Regions from separate parts of the Homo sapiens genome. Here region 1 is linked to region 2. The links are chromatin loops, found by intact Hi-C in ENCODE. Cell type or tissue: ascending aorta. All regions are shown on one strand.

Region 1 (2,500 bases), 93 kb before region 2:
CTTTCATAAAACAGCTATGTCTGGTGTGATTTAAAAAAAAAAGCCAATATTTACCAAGTGCACTTAATATGGGCTGGCACTATTCTAAGAGTTTTAGATGTATTAAAACTCATTTAATCCCCATTACACCCCTATGAGGAAGGTAATATTATAATAGTAAACTCACTTTACTAATGAGAAATCTGGGGCTCAGAGAGGTTAATTTGCCCAAGATCACATAAATAGGAGGGGTGGCACCAAGAGCTGAACCCAAGCAGTCTGGCTCCTAACCCAACACAGTGATATACTAGAGAGAGAGAATATCAGCACTAACATTGAAAAGTTGTAACTGTGGGAAGGAGGTAGAAAAGGACGGTCAGGGAAAGAAAATATTTGTAAAATGTTAATCTGCTTAATGTTTTTACCTAACCTCTTCCAAGTGTACAAAACTTTGTGATTAAAAACAAACACCTAGCCCACAAACATACAGTCTAATAACCAGGAGTCTCTTTATTTCTCATAAAGGGATTTATCTGTCCTTAATGGTTCTGCTGTCTGATCTCAGATGGACCTAACCCCATTCCCCATTCTTAATTACCAGCAATTCAATTTGAACCAGGGTAAATGGACAGCTTGATCATATCTGCAGTCTGACACCAGAAATGCTATGACAACCACCCATTTTTCTTTAAAAAAATGATCTCGTAGCTTGTATCATGTCCTGTCTTTCATCTTCTGGAAGAAGAGAGATGGAATGTACAAATAAGCCACACTGTTGGCCAGAAGCCTGTGTGATAATAAGCCCTGATCTCCCATAGGTCAGAGTACGATACCAGACCATTCAGAGCATACAGGGCAAGTCAAATGCCCTGTGAGCTTCTGTGACTACAGGAAAGAACAGTCATTTTGAACCTTTTGGGTTTCTGCCAGGGGAACTTTATTCAGTCCCCAACGTGAGCACCTTCTTTGTGCCAGGCACTGTCAGACACCGGGGACACAGAATGAATATGACCCAGTCTCTGCCCTGAGGAGTTCACAGCATAGCAGGGCAATGCAGATACATAAATAGCCACCTGTGATGAGTGCTAAAAAAAGGGACAGGAGGAGAGCACACACAGAGGAAGGAGAGAATGGAGAGGGGTACATATTCAGGAATTATTTCTGATTAAGATGAATGGGATTTGGGATTTAACTAGGTGGGGTGGGAGAGAGAAATGATCCTAAAGTTTCTGGCTCTCAGGTCAGCTCAGACCATTATAGAGAAAGACTAGTTCTAAGAGGCTATGTCTGAGCTCATGTGCTCAAAAGCCCCAAGTGACAAGTTTCAAACCACCATTAGCGCCATCTGTTGGCCACAGTAGGAGGTGACATACACTGGGCTGGCATTTGGCTTTATGGAAATGAGCTGTGAAAGTTACCAAGTAGAGGACACCTGTATATGATAACATCCTTAACCTAGAGGCATAAGAAAGGATAGTGGTTTGCAAGCTTGTCTAAGCCAACTTATTTTGTTGTTGTTGTTCTGTTTTGTTTTGTTTTAGGCTTTTAGCGGCCTGTAGCCATTGTTTTTAGTTTCTGTCTGTAGAGATAAACAGAAAAGAGGGGTGAGGAAGGGACTTCACTGACCCAACCAGAAAGGGAAACTAAGAACTCACGACTGTATTCTCTCCCTTGGACACTTTACTAAACTATACAGGCTCTGGGGTCAGACTGCATTGGGGTATAAACTAATAGTACATGACATTGGTCTTTTATCTTGTCTAAGACTCGGATTTTATTAAAATGAAAAACGACAATAAAACTGTAACTATGTCACAGAACCATTTTGAAAATTAGAATATATGCTACATGGACAAGAACTCTCATATACTGGTAGTGCGAATATAAACTGAGAGTACAATTTTTGAACATATGTATGTTCTATGACCTAGCAGTTTCACTCTTAAGATTATACGCAATAGAAACGTGTATTATGGGTGCTGAATGGTACATATATATATATATATGAAAATTTCCTAATAGTCCTGCTTGTGATAATAATAAACTAAAAATAAGCAACATTTCCAGCAACAGAAAAATAGATACATAAATTGTAGTTATTCATACAATGGGACACTACACAGTAATGGGCATGAGCAATCAACAACTACACATAAAAAGATAGACAAATCTTACAGACATAAAATTGAGCAAAGAGGCCAGATACCAAATACTACATATTGTATGACTCCATTTAAATAACACACAGACACAGGCTAAACTAATAAATGTTAAAAAGTCTGGATGACTGGCCAGGCACGGTGGCTCATGCCTGTAATCCCAGCACTTTGGGAGGCTGAGGCGGGTGGATCACCTGAGGTCAGGAGTTTGAGACCAGTCTAATCAACATGATGAAACCCTGTCTCTACTAAAAATACAAAAAATTAGCTGGGCGTGATGGCGGGCACCTGTAATCCCAGCTATTTGGGAGGCTGAGGCATGAGAATTGCTCGAACCTGGGAGGCGGAGGTTGCAGTGAGCC
Region 2 (2,500 bases):
CGTGTCCTTGGAGCGCTGGCCTTCAGGCGCCCCCGGCAGTCCCGCTAAGCAGAGCGCATCCCGGCGGCGGCGGCGGCGGCGGCGGCGGCGCCTCCCAGCCGCGCTCCCAGCCTCAGGGCCGCTTGGGTACTTGCTCTCCAGCCCGGCCCACGCTCCTAGCCGCTTTCCAGCGTCTCTTGGGGCCCCTTGGCGTTTCTCCTCCCTACCAACCTTCTGAACAAAGTTGCTGGAAGAACCAACCTGGTCGCCGGGCTTTGCCCGGCGAAGCTGGCAAGAATAGGGACTCTCAGGTGCAAGTGAAATCTACCTTCCCCGCCCGCTGACCAAGCGCCGACCCTCAGCCTTACCCCCTCCCCAACGCAAAGGAGCCAAGGAAAGGAGGGATCTCCGACCTGTGCGAGGTGGTGGCGGCGAGGACTAGAAAGAGAGGAGCGTGCGGAGGGCTGGTGCGCCCACCCCCAACCCCAGGTGACCCCCGCCTCCGCGCTGGCCCTGGTCCCCTCCCTCTCCCGGCCGAGCGCGCCTCCGGGGTCAGTCCCTCCGGGCTGCGCGTGTGTGTATCCCAGAGCTCCGCTCCGGGGTCTGTTCTGCCGCTGGCGGCTCCGCGCCGCACAGCCCTGCACTAAAGAACTGGAGTAGAGAAGGAGAAGCCAACGGCAAATTCCGGGCAGGAAGTCGACCTACCCTTGCCTCTGGCCAGGTCGCAGGTTAGAACCGGGAAGGGGTGGGGCCCCTCGGGGACAGCGAGGACGCGAGTCTCGCGGCGCGCCGGAGTTTGGCGTAAAGGTCGGCAACAGAGGGTCGATGGGGTAGGAGGAAGGAGAAGCGAGAAGTCGCTGCCAGGCATTTACTGCAATGTGCCCGGGGCGGGCGCCAGCTGGGCGCCGTCTCTTTTTGGTGGTGAGTTCTGTGCTGGAAGAGCGTCCTCAGCAGGGCAGGGCTCCACCAGGAGGCTTCGGTGGTGACCCCAGGGCAGGCAGTGCGTTGCGTCTATAAATTTAAATAGAGATGGCGAGGGTAGCCTTGGAAATTCTTAAATCAGGGTTCACCACTAGTCAGGTGAACAGGATGACTTCTCAATTTAACACCACTTGATCCTGGGTAGTAGCTTACAACTTCATGGGAACTGCCACTGCAACTCTGCACGTCCAGGAGGGACTTTCAAGCAGCTCTGGAGAGAAATGGCGGGTTATCAAGAACCTGTTCAATATTAAATAGAGCCCATTATTCTGGGCTTTGAATTCCATAATGCTCCCAAATGGATCAGCAGATTAATGAACTATTCATGCGTTTCTTGGCAGAGGATGGCTTTTTTCCCCTAGCATGTATCACAGATCACACTTGCTTGATGAAACTGGAAAATTGCATTGCTCATCCCATGAATGCTTTGCATTAACTTAAACACAACTTTTACATATCAAGACACACTGTCCCATTGATGCAGTTACACAAGAACACATCATTAGGTTGTATCCCTCAATGCTATCTTTTAATCTGACTCTGCATGTGTGACAGAAATTAATTGCCACTTTCATCAGTGTAGACAACCAATCTGGGTAATGCAATGTGAACAAGTTTTTGAAAAAGAAGAAAAAGTTTAGGGACCAAATTACCCATTCTCTTTTTCTTCAGATTTTCTAAAAATCAGATTTCAAGTTCGTTTTCTAAATTGGGAATTGTTGAAAATAGAGTGAGCTCCTCCCCAGTACCTGGTAATAAACCAACAATCATTATAGAACGTTTATAATGGTAAATTAGATTATATGTGTAATGTGCTTAGCAGAGTGTCTTTGTGCATATCGAGCACCTAACATTGTTATACCGAGAACAGTAAGATGATATATGTTCACACTGAGTGTTCATCTGAAGACCTTGATTTACAAAATAGAAGCTACCGGTTTAAATCACCTTTATTTAAATTTCCTAAAAGATATTTGGTATCTTTAGAGAATGAAGCCCCTTCTGAAGACAGGAAGAAAGTCAATAATATTTTGTGCAATAAAGGTTTGAATTTGTCAGGTTTTTGTTTTTTTTTTTTTCCCTACAGTGTAGCAATAAAAATCACATGTCAGTTCAGACAGCAGCAGGAATAGCTGACTGGTAAGTTATTATTCTTCCATGCTTGCTACTTCCAAAATACGTTTGTGAACTTCTTTCAAGGCTTAAATGAAGATTAAATCAAAATAAAGATACAATACTTCAATTAAATTTGTCCTAAATTTAGACATGTCCTTTTAAAGATTCTTATTGTTAAATGCAAATATTTCTCCTTTCTTCTGCCCCTCTATTTTTGGGGGACAGTTTTTTTTAAGCATCTGTCACAAGTAAATATGGACTCGGAAAATATATTACATTTCAAAACTGTTGATTGCACCTAATTATGCATGTAAATTGCTACTTCAAGCATGAAGACAGCTTGCAACATTTTGAAAATTTTGCCCTACTAGTCATCTGAGGTATTTGTGTTACTATTTTGCAGTTGCCTTAAATGACTCTTCAT

Evidence for each region. Peaks named below come from ENCODE experiments on the same cell type or tissue, not always from the same donor. Only the 100,000 strongest peaks of a DNase experiment are listed, where the experiment ranks them.
Region 1: a loop joins it to region 2, with 2.8 times the contacts of the local background. A loop is called at or near these places in 1 of 110 quality-filtered maps.

The regions. Positions count from the first base shown.
Region 1 is chr3:28,666,671-28,669,170 of GRCh38, reverse strand. The region is part of intron 2 of LINC00693 (long intergenic non-protein coding RNA 693); the gene reads right to left. Among named protein-coding and RNA genes, the nearest start is that of LINC00693, 93 kb to the right of the region's middle. RefSeq lists a silencer at 1,240-1,399. In ascending aorta, a CTCF peak has its summit at 1,329 (motif pointing left); a DNase peak (open chromatin) is centred at 1,320.
Region 2 is chr3:28,573,560-28,576,059 of GRCh38, reverse strand. LOC107986012 (protein transport protein SEC31-like) reads left to right here. Exons shown (of 3, transcript XM_047449399.1): 1 at 1-707; 2 at 2,048-2,100. The coding sequence ends at 323. It overlaps LINC00693 (long intergenic non-protein coding RNA 693), which reads right to left and starts at 782. Exons shown (of 5, transcript NR_038840.1): 1 at 685-782. In ascending aorta, a CTCF peak has its summit at 957; DNase peaks (open chromatin) are centred at 159 and 699; H3K4me3 peaks cover 1,408 bases; H3K27ac peaks cover 1,121 bases.